2 separate regions of the Mus musculus genome follow, and region 1 is linked to region 2. Evidence: chromatin loops called from intact Hi-C (ENCODE). Cell type or tissue: heart. All regions are shown on one strand.

Region 1 (8,000 bases), 200 kb before region 2:
CACAACAACAGCAATGAGACAGTCTTAAACTTTTATTCAAAAAGACAGCCAGGAGCAGGAAATCTGGCTCTGGACAGTAGAGACACTGAGGGGCACTGTGTAGGAGACCATACAGGAGGCAAGGATCAACTTGTGACCTTCACATGTGACTGATGATCGAGGGCATGATCCCTGGACTCTGTAGGAGGCCCAAATGGCTGCTCTCTTTCCTACCAGAGAGCCCATGAGTTCCCAGGATATTGTCAGAGCCCCGGACCCTCCAGCGGTTGCTTGGGTTCCTGACGTCACAGGTTCCGGGCCTTCTCTGGCCACAGTGAGAACAGAAGAGGCCACTCCTGCTGATGTCCTCCAGGAGCAGTGTGGCCTTTCGGGTTTTTTGGGGTGGGGCCCCTGATGTACACCAGCATACTTCTGCATTTTTGCCCTTCCCTGTTCTGAGTGAGGCTGGCAGGGAACCTCTCCCGTCTCTTGTTGCAGTTGCAGATCAAAAAGAGATCCCAGGGCGGATTCTAGGGAGTCAGCGGCCCTGGGAAAGTTCCAGGAGCTTCCGTCTCTCCACGGGGCGTGAGGAATCTGCATCTGGCTGGCTGCTTCCTTTCACTTTTATGGTCAATGCCCTGGCACTCAGGGATACATCCTGCACTTAGCAGCCTCGGAAACACCCTCCGTGTGTGTGTGTGTGTGTGTGTGTGTGTGTGTGTGTGTGTGTGTGTGTGTGTGTGTGTGTGTGAAGTCTCTCATTGCCTGGAGGCAACAGGAGGATCCTGGAGTGTGGCAGGTGGAGGGGAGCGTCTAGCTGTCCGTACACCACATCCATGGGACCCGCTCATGTAACTCAGAAAGACCAGAGACCTGCAGCAGATAGGTGCGCATCTCCCTTCTGGGGTCCTTCATGCGATCCTGGGGGTGGGGCCTGGTGGTCACATGGGGGACAGCTTGGATGATTCCATAGTTTCTGGGTCTTTCTGGACGTTCCATCTACTCCTGCTTCCTCCCAGCCTGGACAGGTGGCGCAGCCTAGCATGGCCTGACAGTGTATTCTCCCCCCCACCCCCCCGCCCCCGCGCGCGCGCATCCCCTCCTCCAGCCCTTGGCGCCAGGCCTCCTCTCCTGGGAGCTCTTGTTTGGTTTTCCTTCCCTGCCACAGGCCAGGCTGCCCCGACCATTTCCAGATGGTCCAAGACAGGGGCCAGAAATCTCACAGGTGGGTCTGTGCTAAGCTGTTGCAGCCACCACACCTTGGGTTGATTCTCTCAAGCCCCAGCCCCATCTCAGAATGGCAGCTTGGCCCTGGCACTCTGCCTGCCTGCCGCCGTTCAGCTGTTCCTTCCCTCTGGCTCCTTTCTCCCCTGGCCTAGATTTACAGGCTCAGCTGCCCTCACATTTGCATGCCGGTCACTTTAGGACCTAGGATGTTGGAACCAGCAGCAGGGGGACCTTAGCTTCAGAAGTCCAATCTCCTAATCTTACCAATAGGGAAACTGAGGCCTGAGGAGAGGGAAGAGCATGCCTGAGATTAAAGCCAGGTCCAGGCCTTGGTTTTCCCAGTTCTGTCTTAGATGATTTATTGTTATATTTTATTTACTACTGGTGTGTATGTGTAGGTGCGTGCACGCCAAGGCATGTGTATAGAGGCCAGAGGAAAACCTTTGGCAGTCAGTTGTCTCTTCTTCCTTGATTTCTGGGGGGGATGGGAACTCAGGTCGTCAGCCTTGGCAGCAAACATCTTTACCTGCGGAGCCATCTCACCAGGCTGTCTTGGATGTTTCTCAGAACCCTCCTGTTTGTTTGTCTGCTGTGTGACAATCTCACGGAGCCCAAGCTGACTTTGAACTCTGTATGTAGCTGAGGGTGGCTTCTGGTCCTCCTGCCTCACCTCCTGAGTATAAGGGCTATCGATATCCAACACCACACCCAGCTTATGTGGGGCTGGAGCTGGGGCCCCTTGCTCGGGTTTACCATTGTCAGATCCTGTCTGCTCATTGTCATCTGGAAGGGGGCTGCTGGTGACATGTCTGACACTCCCCTCATCCACTGAGCCATACAGGTGTCTCTGCATCTGCAGACTAAGGAAACCGCTGCTGCTCCAGATGTCAAACACACACATGCCTTGTAAGGACAGGAAGGGACTGTGTCATAGACCCAGCAACACTGGCTGTAAAGCTGGCTGAACTTACTCTGCAGTGCTACGTCTGGTTTTGCATCCTGAAGGGACAAGTTTTCCCCTACACGCTCCGACATGCTAGACTCATGACCTTCTAAATGGTGGCGATCAGCAATTCAGGAGTCTGCCTTTTAGGGTCAGTTCAGTCAGGACACTTCCTTGACTCTAACACAATTCAAGGTGCATGGGGCTTCGTGGTCCACGTTTCCGTGTGTGTCGAGGAGACATCTGATCCTCATGAGGTCTTTAGAAAGAGGAAGCTGGCATTTGGATGGGGCTGCTGGGAGCCCAAGGTCACACAGAGGAAGAGTCTAATTTTAGCTGTGTTCATTTTAAGCCAACCAGTGGTACCACCCCTGGTACCATGGCTTCGCCAGACTAGGCATCCCTGGGGTGCCTGATTTGGGCTTGTTCATTTCAGCCCTTCTTCTCAGGAGCAGGGGGCGAAAGTAGAGGCTGAAGAGATGCCTCAGTGGCTAAAAGCACTTGCTATACAATCATGGCATCAGATTCCTACTTTCATGTAACAGGCTAGGCATCTCTCCTTTGCTGGTAACCCAGATCTGTAGGGTTTACTGGCTTCCAGTCTAGATGAGAAAAACAAAAAAACAAAAAACAAAAAAACAACAACAACAAAAAAAACAAGAACAAAACCCAAAAAACAAAAAACACCAAGGTTCAGAGAGAGACCTTGCCTAAAAGAATAAGGTAGAAAGTGCTAAAGGATGACACATGGACCCTCTTCTGGCCTCTGCACATGTGCACTGGTACACACACACACACATACACACTAATGGGCACATAACACTTACATGGGCACACACACTTTAAAGATTTTTAAAAGATGTTTTAAAGAATCAAAGACCAAATAAAATGTTCGAGAACTTGCTTCCTGGGCAAGGGAGATCCTCCTGTGGGGATCAGACTTCTGGGAAGGGACATTTGTAGTACATTGGAAGTCCTGACCAGACGATAGGTGTCTTCCAGGCTAACACTTGTCCACTGTGGGCATCTTTTATTTGTTCGGGTTTATTTTATTTTTTGAGACTGGGGTGCCTCGTATCCCAGGCTGGCTTTCATTAGCTATATAGACAAAGATGGCCTTGAACTCCTGACCCTCCCGCCCCCACCTCTCCAGTTCTGAGATGGCACGCATGTGCCACCGGTTTATATAGCATCTGATCAGTGGGTTTGACGGTCAGTTAAATGTTCTTGCCCTGTCTTTATAAAAAGTGAATGAGAGGGAAGACTGGAAATCTATATGCACAATTTAAAAAAAATTTTTTTTATTTATTTTTTGTCTGTCTTGGAGGAGTTGTGGGGTAGGTGTGTAGTTGCCATGTCTAGTTTATAGAGGTCAACGTTAGCTCTCTCCTTCCGCCATGTGCGGCCCAAGGATCAAACTTAGGTCAGTGAGCGTGGTGGCAAACACCTTTACCTTCTGAGTCAATTCACTGGCCCAGGAAAAGTACTTTTCATTAAATTTTATTATAGTAGTAGTAGTAGTAGTAGTAGTAGTAGTAGTAGTAGTATTTTGAAACATGTTTTCACTATGTAGCCCTGGCTTACCTGGAGCTCTATGTAGACCAGGTTGACCTCAAACTCACAGAGATCCTCCTGCCTCTCTAGTCCTAGGATTAAAGGCATGGGCCACCACTCCCAGCATATTTTAATCAATTTAAAAATCACATTGTTATTATTATTATTTGTGTGTGTGTGTGTGTGTGTGTGTGTGTGTAAGAGAGGGGAAGGGGTACACTCATTCCAAGGTATGGCTGCAGAAATCAGAGGACAACTTTTCAGGAGGTTCTCTCATGAAATGCAAAGCCTGGCTTGACAGCGTACACTCCCTGGGTTTGGCAGTTCCCTTTTAAAGAATTCAGAGACCTTTAAAGTAAAATGTGTCACCAAGTGGCACGTCGTGTGGTTTGGTTTCACCCCACCTACCTTTGCCCGCTGAGCCATCTCTCGGGCCCAGGGGACGTCTGTGAGTGACTTGTGGTCTGAGCCAAGCAGCACATGTCGGTCTCTGCAGTGAGAGCTTTGGGCAGTCCTGCTCCGGGCTGCTGCGGTTTTTTTTGTTTTTGTTTTTTTTATGCTGCGATCCTGGGAACTCAGGATTCCTTGGACAGTTCCCAGAAAGCAGCTCAGGCTTTGCAAGGACAGAGCTCAGGGGTGGGAGGCAGGGCCAACAGGAAGGAGGAACCGCTTGCAAATGTTCCCAATATACACTGGCTCCCGAAGGTCCCTTTAAAAGAATTCGGAGACCTTAAAAAGTAAAATGTATTACAAAGTGCAGAACCGCTCTTCACGCAGCCGCCTCAGTTCTTCTTAGAAGAAACAGAGAGGCAGGAGTGGGTAGGCGCCAAATCTTACTTTGATGAGTGTTCCCAAATGGGGACAGTGATGGTGTTCCAAAGGAGGCTAGGCAGTCAGTGTGAGGTAGGGAGCTGGCCTGGAACCCACGTCTGCAGCACAGACTGTCTTGGCTGAAGGCCACACTGTGCATGCACTAGGAACACTCTTTAGGAAACCCCCGCTGCTATCTGTCAGCAGCCCTGCTTGTAATGCTGACACAAAGTTATCGTTTCATCAGGGCTGAAGAGACAGTTTAAGGTGATTAAGGGCACTGGCTGCTCTTGCACAGGACCTGGGTTTGGTTTGGTCTCCAGAACCCACATGGCAGTTCATAACAGCCTGTAACTCCACTTCGAGTGGAGGATCAGATGTCCTCTTCTGGCATTCTTGGGTACCTGCACACACGGCACACACATACACGCAGGCACTCGCATACAAGTCAATTAAAAATAAATCTGTTTCTAAAAGCACACTTGGTTCAAAGGCAGCACTTATCTAGCACCCAGGCATAATAACCTACTTCCTGCTTCATCTCTGCTTCCTCCTCCTCTTCCTTTAAATATTCTTGTTTTGTTTTTTGTTTTTTGAGACAAGGTCTCACACCTACTCCCAGGCTGGCCTCATACTTGCCAAGTTCCCCATCTCGACCTTGAACTCCTGAGCCACCTGCTGTGCTGGGTTTACAGACATACCCTCCACACCCAGTGTAGGTGGTGCTGGGGTTCAAACACAGAGCTTGTGCATGCTGGGTAAGCTCTCCTCCAGTGAACTATATCCCAGTCCCTGTCTGTCTGTCTGTCTGCCTGTCTGCCTGTCTGTCTCTCTCTCTTTGTCTCTCTGTCTCTGTCTCTGTCTCTCTCTGTCTCTCTCTCTCTCTCTCTCTCTCTCTCTCTCTCTCTCTCTCTCTCTCTCTCTCTCGTGTGTGTGTGTGTGTGTGTGTGTGTGTGTGTGTGTGTGTGTGTGTGCGCGCGCGTGCGCTCATGCGACCAGGATCATCAGCCTGACTTCTCCCAACATATGTTGGTAGAACCAGAACTCAAACTTCCCATGGTGGGCCAGTGCCTTTGCAATCATGGTCTCATGTAATACCCAGTTCTGAAAATCTCCAGAAGGGTCTGGTGTGTTCTCTGCTGGACACTTGGAGTAACTGCTGGGACTAAACCCTGGCTGGACCTTGCATATGCTAAGCGACTAAGCTACAGGTGTATATACTCTCAGTGGAATCTCACATTTTGGCTAGCTTCTTCTTCTTCACCTTAGGTCTGGAGAGGGGCTGAGAACCGACTCACCCTCTTCCCATGTGTTTTCCCTGCCCCCACTGTCTGGCTTGAGTAGGGTGTGGACCTAGACTGTTGCTATTCGGTGGAAGGAGCCTGATTTGTTTGTTTGTTGTTTTGTTTTGTTTTGTTTTCTTTTGTCTTGTTTTGAGACAGGGTTTCTCTGGGTAGCCCTGGGAACATTATTTTTAAAAAGCTCTCAACCTCTCCCTAGAAGAGCAATCCGAAGAGTCTTCAGGTCGCCCCGTGAACTGCTGTTTGCGGTTGGGAGTCATGGGTTGGAACTGCCTCTGCAGTTCAGCAGTGCAAGTGGTTGTCTGGGTTCCACGCCTAAGCATACGTAAGAATATTTGCATAAACAAATTGACAAACAAATGCATGGTTTCAGTCCTTAGTGACTGAGTCTGCTATCTACAGAGAGGCAGCCCCAGCTCCCAGGGACGCAGCCTATGGTCCCGAGGGCGACAGTGGGGAAAGTACCTCTAAGTTGGAATCTGATCTGGGGACCCGGGACCGGGAGGGAGCAGGGGTTAACTCAAACTCAAGAGTGCAGGAAAGAGCTTTATTTTATTTTAGAGACAGCATCTCATGTGGCACAGGCTAGCCTAGAACCATATGGTTGATAATGACCTTGAACTCCGCATCCACCAGCCAAGTGCTGAGATCTCCCACCACACACCTGTTTGAGGCTAGGCTGGGAATTGAACCCCAGGACCTCACGCTCGCTAGGCAAGCATGATACCTACCCGTGCTAGATTCCCCAGCCTGAGGGAAAGAACTCCTAAGGAAGTGGGGTCTGAGCTGAACTGGGAAGGGGAACGAAGTTCAGGTGACAGGCAAGCAACCTGGTGGATGTAGCAACAAGTTCCGGAAGTAGTAGAGTTAAGTTCCCAAGGGCCCATAGAGCTGGGAGGGTGGGCTGGAAAAAACCTACGGAATTTCCTTCTGCAACTTATTTTAGTGGTGGCACTCCCCTCCCACAAATTAAAATAGAGCTGAGATGCAATCCAGGGCTCCATTTTGGGATATACTCCCAAAAGAGTTGAGCTCAGAAGAGACATTTGTGTTCACTGTTATCTGTGAGAGATAGAACGTGGAAGGGGTGTTCACTGGCAGACAAACAGACGGAATGTGACCCGCTACCTGAGGACTTTGTGCTAAGAGACAAAAGCCTGTGAAAAGACAGGCCGGGGAGGGGGTTGGTTCTCAGCCTGTCATGCATACTCAAGGACCTAAATTGAGATCCTCATGGCAGAAGGGGAGTGCATTGCTGGTTTCCAGGGACAAAGGGAGGGGGACAGTGAGCTGCCCTGTGCTGGGGAGGGGTTCGGTTTTTACAGTGTGAAGAACTGAATGGATCCGTGTGCTGCCTGTCCCTGATGGTTGGCCTATGACATGAGTTTCCTTAATGCCAGCAAACGGCATGCTTAAAACTTGGTAAGGAGGCTGCTGAGATGGCTTAGTGGGTAATGAGCTTACCTAGTAGTCCTACCCCACCCCCATCCCCCGAATTCTGTTGCCAGAACCCATGAAAAGGAGGAAGCCACACTGGTGTCCTCTGACCTCCCACAGGTCAATAATATTTCCTAAAACTTGGTAGGATAATAGAGCTTATATCACAAAGAACAAATTTGTGCAGTAGAATTTTTCACAATAAAAAAAAAATTGAGGGACGGAATCATTTTGGGAACATGGCTCTGCATTCCTCGAGTTTTCTGACAGATCAGGCGAGGCTCTTGGTTTTGGGGCACAGGGCACACAGGAGAGGCAGTTCCTGTCTTCCTGGGGAGCAGGGAGGGGCCCGTGAACTAGGGAGCAAACGGTTGAAATTAGTCAGCAAGCCCCGCAGACAGAGCTGGGCTAGCATCTTCAGGGCGTTCTTGCAGCCTGCAGACAGGCCCAGGCAGCCGTCCTGGTTCTCAGAACTGGCCTCTTCAGAGACCCTCTGCCCTCCATCCTCCCAACTAATGATGGACCACTGCTCAACCCTGGACTTGACTCCCAGGCCTTGGTCCCAAGAAGCTGCGTTCTACTTCCTTCTTCCTGCTCACCCTGGTCAGGGAAGTCTGATGAGTTTTCACTTCCTATTTTCTCTGCTTTTCTGCCCAGATTGTCCAAACTATCTCTCCCCCTCCCCCTCCCCCTCCCTCTCCCCTTTCCTCTTCCTCCCTCTCCCTTCCTCCCTCTGTGTCTCTCTGTCT
Region 2 (8,000 bases):
TAATTCTCCTGCCTCTACCAACCACAGTGCTAGGGACTATTTTTGACACAGGGTTTCTGTATGTAGCCCTGGCTGTCCTAGAACTCACTATGTAGATCAGGCTGGCCTTGAACTCAGAAATTCGCCTACCTCTGCCCCTCAAGTGCTGAGATTAAAAGCGTGTGCTGCCACATCTTCCTATAAATATATATATAAAGTTTGGATGCTTGTGATTCGAACTCAGGACCTCATGCTTGCATAGAAACTGTTCTTACCCACTGAGCCATCTCCCAGCACATCCCTTCTCTTTTTCAAAGTGCTGTTGTTTTCTTAATAAGACTTCATCCCTCCCTAGGAGACAGTTATACAAGTAAATGTGGGAGTCAGAAAAGAGCCCTATCAGTGATGACTAAGTCTGCTTAGCTCCCTCCCCACTTGCAAGAGCGTCAGAGTTGGCTCTCACTCGCTCAGCCTCCATAGAAATCCTTTGCTGAGGGGGTGATTTTTTTTTTCCTGAAGATCATTCTTCCCTCATGACCAAATGCTAGAATGTGCCACCAGAATAGATCTTCCCTGCTGCCAGACTCCGTGCTCACTACACAGAACTCATGGTCATTATAAAGCGACTCTCCTAATGAAGAGCCAACTGGTGTTTCCTGGAAGTTCTATCTCCAGTCTGTCTCCAGTCAGAGCCTATCAATCGCCTTTGCTTTTCGTACCCTCGCCATTGCTTTAGTGTCTAAAAGAGAAACAACGTTTCCCTGAAATCCAAGGACTCCCAAGAAGGAAGGGAAAAAAATCGAATGAAACATAGTCTCCAACTTGCAGCTCCGGTGCTGGTTTTAGCAACCAGCCCTCCAGCAGGACCACAGCCCACTGCCTCTGAGATGGGTGGGGCAGTAAGGACCTGCCGCACCTGTCACAGAGCCTCTGAAATATGAGGAAGTTCACCTAGGGCCGGGAGATAGGTCAGCCGGTAATGTGTTTGCCATGCAAGTGTAAGGACCTGAGTCCAACCCCTATCACATTTATAAAGAGTCTACTCCACAACTTCCAGGCTAGTGAGAAATTCTATCTCAAAACACAAGGTGAACAGTGACTGAGAAATGACAGCCAACGACCTCTGGCATTCATATGTATGTGCATACATACCACACACACACACACACACACACACACAGAGAGAGAGAGAGAGAGAGAGAGAGAGAGAGAGAGAGAGAGAACCCAAGAGTTGTTTACAGAGCTTTCCAACCTGAATATAATGCTCCATGCATTAATCTCAATACTCAGTGGGCTGAAACTGGAGGATTACTAACAGTTACAGGCTAGCCTGAGCTATCTAGTGAGATCTTGATCAACCTGGGTTACAGAGTGAGACTTCTGTCTCAAAACAAAACAAAAGAAAACAAACAAAACAAAACAAAAACAAAAACCCCCAAAACCTGTTGAGAGAGTTTAGCAGGTAAAAGTGCTTAGCTAAGTGCCGTCCCTAGGTACCACGAAAGGAAAGAACCAACCGTTAACAATTGTCCTCTGACCATCACTAACACATGCCCCAAAATAATAATAATAATAATAATAATAATAATAAATAATAAATAATAAAATTAATAAATGATTTTTAATGAATTAGGGAGTTGCTCACCCAGAAGTGTGTCCTGAGCTGAAGCAGCAAGGCTCCTGTGATGATCGCTTTCCCATGATGTCACAGATACGGGAGAAATGGGAGAAATCCCGTTACCTTGTATAAGGTGTCCAGCCCCAAGATTTTACCCATGCAAGCTAAGTAGGATGTTAACTAGAGCTTAACACACAAACTCTCTTTAAAGAATTCAAACTTGAACCCCAGATTCATCTCATATGGATTACTTCTCAAGACAGCAGACCCATCAGTTGCTCTCATCACAGAGAAGTCAAAAAATAGATGCAAAACTGCTCATAGTGAAGGCACTTTGAGTCCCGCAGCACTATTAGATGCCATAACTTAATGCCCAGAGTGCAGCAGATACCTGTGATCACAGCCCCGGAGAAGCTGAAGCAGGAGAATCTCCAGTTTGAGGTCTACCTGGACCACATGGCAAGTTCAAATCCTTGGACTGAAAAGGGAGACTATCTCAAAAACAAACCAAGAAATGAGTCTGGTGATATGGATCAGACAGTAAAGCATTGGGCTAGCAGGCGCAAAGCCCTGAGCTCAATCTCTAGCATCATATAAACAGCATCTAAGGGTGCAGATCTTGTTCTCCCAGCATTTAGAAAGCTAAAATATCAGAAATAGGTCATCTTCAGCTACACAGGGAAGGGGAGGCTAGCCTGAGCTACTGACATCTGTCTAAAATAAATACATCACCCTCACCTACACAAGGAGGATGAGGCTAGCCTGGGCTACCGACATCTATCTAAAATAAAGTCATATGTTTATGACTCCAAGGCTCACCAGAGTTTTGAAAGTCACCTATGCACTTTATGAAGACAGTCTAGACAAACCTAGGCAAGTGCAGATGTAATTTAAATGTTGAAATCTCTGTGTGCCCCTCCCCTATCCTTGGTCTCTATTAAATATGTAAACTGTGTTTCTTTTAAAGCAGCTAGACTGAACTACCCAACACCAACTACTTGTAACTCCCTTGGTCTTTAAGAAATCAAAACTCTCTAAACTTAGTTAGCATCTTTATCAGACTTAGCAACCTTACAAAAAGTTACATTTTTCTTTTTCTTTTTCTTTTTTTGTTTACTCTGGTAATCTTTATTAAAAGTTTAATTTAGAACATTAAAGCAACACAATATGGTTTGTTTGTCCAAATATTACAGATTTTTTCAAAAACTTCCTTTAGTGTGTATAAGTTAAGAAAGCGTATTATACCCAACATGATTTTCTACGGGGACATTTTATAGCAGGGTTTGATGCTAACACCAGCTCTACACATGCAATGACAACTGGCTGAGGCAGCTGATAAATGCTTCTGAAACACACAGGAGTCATTGTCTTACTCAGGGGACCTGGGGTCTTCTGTGAAACCATGCTTCTGAAAGGCTGAGCAAGGTATAACTACAGATTTCTTCTGCATCCATTATACTCTTTCAAATACCTTTTCCTTCAACAATGTTTGTGAACACATCAACAGTTACTGATCAGGTGTCTTCCTCTAAGCATCATCCTGTGGCAGCCAGCAGCTTCTCTGGTCCCCTCTGTTTTCACAGTGTCACTTTTTAGCTTGTGCTTTCCAGGTCTTCTGTACCCTGCCTCTGGGAGTGGGCAGTATCTGGGTACCCAGCATTGCCCTGTTATCTTAGTGATGCATCTGTGTCGGAGACTCTTGACTCCAAAGAGCAAGGCTTCCCCCAGGTGCTTGTGAAAAGCAGCTTTTTGGATCCCAGTGACAAAGGACAGGTCTGTCAGTCTAGGTAGAGCCTGGAAATCAGCATTATGGCTAGTGACCTTGCAGTTGATGCCAGAACACCATAGCTTTGAAGGTTTAAGAGTTTGTTACCGCCGGACAGTGCACGCCTTTAATCCCAGCACTTGGGAGGCAGAAGCTGGCGGATTTCTTGAGTTCGAGGTCAGCCTGGTCTACAGAGTGAGTTCCAGGACAGCCAGGGCTACACAGAGAAACCCTGTCTCAAAAAACAAAACCCCCAAAAGAAAAACAAACAAACAAACAGAGTTTGTTATCTGTCTATCTATTATCTATCATCTATCAAGGAGGGAGTCTTACTATAGAGCCCTGGCTATCCTGGATGTAGACCAGGCTGACTGAACTCAGAGACTGGCCAGAGATTTACTTTAGTTTTAAGTCTGTGTGTGTGGGGGAGGGGTATATATGCTCATGAGTGCAGATGCATAAGCAGGCCAGAAGAGGGTCTAGGATCCCTGGTGCTGGAGTTACAGGCCTTTCGTGACTTGCCCCTCTCTACCCGGACCCTACACGGATGCTAGGATGTCAGTCCTCCACAAGAGCAATAACCACTCTTAATAACTGAGCCTTCTCTTCAGACCAGCTTTGCTGTTCTTGAAGTGACAGACTAGATGACAGAGACAAATTCTCTCTGAGCTCCTCCTTTCCAGCTCCCCCCATTCCTGACGCTTTGGGGAGGAGGTCACCCCTCTGGGATCCCCATCAAAGAGGCAACATGGAGATCTCTCTGAAATCCCTCTGAGGTGGAGAGTCCCAGGCATCCGCCGGATCAGGCAGCTATTGTGCTGAATCATCGTGTAACAGGACGACCCCCTTCCCCTTTCCCAGTTCTTTGGGGACCTTGAGAACTGGTAGGGTGCCATCTCCCTCATAGCAGCTACCCCACTTTTGAATGACGCCAGTCATGATAGCCCTGGAGACAGTCTCAACTGGGCTCCAGTGCTAGGGTCCACCTTCTTCAGATTCCTGCCACCTTATCAAGAACGCCCAGCGGTTCACTACCAGTGGTCTCCATGGCAACCGACAGGGTGTCAGAGACACAAACCCCTTTCAGAGAACGGGTTGAGAGCCGCGCCCCTCTCCAGTCCCTGAACACACAGCCACCTCCTGCGAGCGGACCCTCTTCCCTCCCGAAGGGTTGGGACACCCCCTTCCCAGGTTCCTTCCAGAGGGCTCCTGGGACTCAGCGTCACCCAGAGGTCATCAGAGAGAAGTTGATGGTTTTTCACTGTGGGGGAGGGAGGGGAACGATGATGAGGAGCTGGGGAGCGGAATGCACTTGACCCCCCTACCCCCCTCCGGGGATAGAGAAGGACCCGGCACGCGGCAAAGGCGGCGGGAGCCAGCCCGGGGGCGGGCGGTCCCCTAAGTCCCACCTTCAGGGCGGCGCCTGGCGGCGGGGAGTGTCAGGAAGAGGAAGAGCGCGGCCGGGAGCGCGGCGCAGAGCAGGGGCCCGGCCGAGGCAGCGCTGCGCGGGCCACCATGGCCACGGACGAGTTGGCCAGCAAGCTGAGCCGGAGGCTGCAGATGGAGGGCGAAGGCGGCGAGGCGACGGAGCAGCCGGGGCTCAACGGGGCGGCGGCGGCGGCGGCGGCCGAGGCTCCCGACGAGACTGCCCAGGCGTTGGGCAGCGCGGACGACGAGCTGAGCGCCAAGCTGCTGCGGCGCGCGGACCTCAACCAGGGCATCGGCGAGCCACAGTCGCCCAGCCGCCGCGTCTTCAACCCCTACACCGAGTTCAAGGAGTTCTCCAGGAAGCAGATCAAAGACATGGAGAAGATGTTCAAGCAGTAAGTGCCCCTGCACCCGGTTCCCCACCACCCTAGACCCGGCCTCGGGCCCTAACCTCCCGTATCCCCAATTAGATTCCCCCAGAACCCCGTCTCACCAGGGTGGGGAACTCTGCTGCTTTTCTAAAGAGCCACGAGGCTTCCAGACCCACCACCCCAGCACGCAAGTGGATCTGGGGAGCTCCCGTTCCTGACATGTGACCCCTCCTCCTGGTGATACTGCCCTCGGAATAGCCCACGCGGATTGGGGGCTCCCTGAGGTTCCTTCCAGATAATCGCAGGTCCCCAGCGAGTCACTACCACCACACAGGGTACCGACCTCCTTCCCACTGTTAATGTTACTGCACCCACCACCCTACACCCAAACATATCGAGAAAGGGAGAAAGGGCCGGTGGCTTCCCTTCCGCTCCGTCCTAACTACTGGACTCCCTACCCCCACCGCAATAAGGCAACCCTACTGCCTCTTAAGGGGACATTCCCCCCGGCACCCATGCCAGACTTGTGCCTTTTACTGGGTCCTTTAATTTCTTCTGCTTAGTTATGGACTCTCTCCTACTAGGTTGGGTCCACAACCCCCTCCCCCCAACACACACACACACACACACACACACACACACACACCCTCAGCTATACTATGTTTACTTACTGTGGGTGAAAACTCTTCAGGCCTTTCCATTCCCGCCCACCCTGTTGACCAGGTTCCATTTCCTTAACACTGTGCGGTCTTGCTAGGGAAGGGCTCCTCTGTCCCTGTCCCCCAGTCTACAAACATGTAACTCCCCTATCATCAGGACAGAGTCCCCTGGGACTTAGCCCCTCTTCATACACTGTGAGTCCACCTTCCTCCCCTCCCTCCCTTCTCCCCCATTACCCCGCCCCCCCACCTCGAACCCCTTCACTCCGTGGTTGTGCAGTGGTGACTCCCCTGCCCTTTATCAGAAGGCAGCCCTCTTCCCCAGTGACAGTTCCTCCCTTCCCAGACAATCCCTGGAGCCCATTCTCTCTCTATGTGCCCTGCCTAGGGTCTCCAACCCCTGCCTTCTACTTTCTATGATTCTAAGCTGTACCCTTACCAGATTAGGATGTCCCCAAGACCTGTGGGCTCAGCCATTCCACACCCCCACAAAATCCAGCAATATGGAGATGGGGGAAGAGTACCCATAGGGGTAGAGAAGATGCAAGTGCCCCTCCAAAGGACCGGCCTCCCGTCTTCCTAGTAAGCCACCTATGTTCCTGGAAAGGAAATGGTCCTCCAGGCACCAGGCTGGAGCGGATCCCAGAGGGGACCAAACCACAGAAGCTGAGCTTGGGGTGGGGTACGCAGGGAATCCCAAAGCAGAAGACAGCCAGCAGATTGAGAGCCCCAGCCACACCCCACGGACAGTGCCCAGACACCCATCAGGAAGCCCGGAAAGGGGGCGTTCCCTCCAACCAGGGTCCAGAGAGGATTTTCCCATGTCCCACTTCCTTCCACACCCACAGCCAGTCCTCATAGGGAAAGAGGACGTTAGGTCCCAGCTATGGGTGACTAGAAGCTTCCTGATGCCGCTATAATGCACCCCCCAAACTTCTACATGGAGGTTCCAGGGCAAGAGGATACCCTCTGACTTCAGTCTCCACTGACTGACCAGGCTAGAACGGCAGGAATCCACACTCCTTGCTTTTGAACCTTAGGGCAACGGTGACTTCCAGGTTGATCCACCCTGTGGATTCCAGAGAGTTACTTAGGTGTCATAGATCTCTGCAGAGATAGGGCTGGGGCCTCCCAACAGTCCCGTGACTCAGGACTTTACAGCTACCAAATGATAGGATCAGGATTCGAACTCGGACCGGTAGCTTCAAAAGCCATGGCCTTCCCTTCTGAACTGTCTCTCACAGATACCTGTGTCAGTGTCTCGAAACACATCCCAACACCTCTTTGTGTGTGTGTTCTGTGTGTGTGTATGTGAGACTGACCTCCCCCCTCCACCATCCACCACCAGCCCATTTTACATTTCCTCCTTCTCTTATCTTTCGGCAGTATTCTTATCCCCCATACCATGGCGCTGTTTTAGGGAACCCAGATACCCCCAAAGAGCAAGCTCGGGAGAGACCACTTTGATTTGCGGGGAACCCGTGGGGAGAATGGTCTGGAAGCTGTGCTGTACTGTTTTACCCAGGCTGTTTTGGGGGGAAGCAGTTTAGTTGAGAGGTGCTTAGAGGGTGCTGGCCTCCTCAGAGCTACCTCTTGGCACTAGTGCTGCACGCTGGGGTGCTGGGAGGGGTGACAGGGTAGGAAGGGGCCAGAAAGCTGGACCTCAAGAGAAGGAAGTGCCACTCGCCAGGGTCCCTGGCTGGGGCGCAAAGCTGCTGATGTTGTATTCAGGGAAACAAGGCCTCACTGTGCCCCATGAGCCCAGCCCAGCCGAGTCCGGCTGGACACAGCCCCAGAAGGCTTCTCAGAGCACAGAATACACAATCTGCTTCCACTGTGCAAGTGGCTGCTGCCTCCTGGGGCCCAGCAGGTCCCAGGATCTCAGCCAGGGCTCTGTTGAGAGCGAGTGCAGGGAGGAAGTGGAGCCGGTGGCCCTGGAAAGCGGAGCTGGCTCTTCCTTGGCAGCCCAGAGCTAGGAGGCCGGGCTTCCCACCTCATCGGGAATCCCACCTCAGGTCCTTGTCGGCCCTGGACCTCAGTCTGCCCCAGTGCAAGAGGAACAGGCTGTGTGTGATGATCCTCAAAGACACGCCTGTTCTAGCCTCGTTTCTAAGGGGTCTTGAGCACTGATGCTCTCTAGAACTGCTTCGAAGTCTTCTGGTCCATCCATTCAGTGTGGA

The links. Hi-C counts contacts between places; a loop is a spot of excess contacts. Peaks named below come from ENCODE experiments on the same cell type or tissue, not always from the same donor. Only the 100,000 strongest peaks of a DNase experiment are listed, where the experiment ranks them.
Region 1: it touches region 2 in a loop (1.8-fold over the local background); 2 of 42 quality-filtered maps call a loop at or near these places.

The regions. Positions count from the first base shown.
Region 1 is chr4:142,074,289-142,082,288 of GRCm38, reverse strand. All of the region lies in intron 1 of Tmem51 (transmembrane protein 51), which reads left to right. Among named protein-coding and RNA genes, the nearest start is that of Tmem51os1, 6.0 kb to the left of the region's middle. In heart, no CTCF peak of the experiment used is centred here; DNase peaks (open chromatin) are centred at 778, 868, 2,468 and 4,248; H3K4me3 peaks cover 587 bases; H3K27ac peaks cover 3,750 bases.
Region 2 is chr4:141,871,745-141,879,744 of GRCm38, reverse strand. Efhd2 (EF hand domain containing 2) reads left to right here and starts at 4,825. Exons shown (of 4, transcript NM_025994.3): 1 at 4,825-5,185. The coding sequence starts at 4,878. Gm46874 (a long non-coding RNA gene) reads left to right here. Exons shown (of 3, transcript XR_001784482.1): 3 at 1-61. In heart, a CTCF peak has its summit at 4,740; DNase peaks (open chromatin) are centred at 4,774, 5,434, 6,584 and 7,504; H3K4me3 peaks cover 4,037 bases; H3K27ac peaks cover 5,276 bases.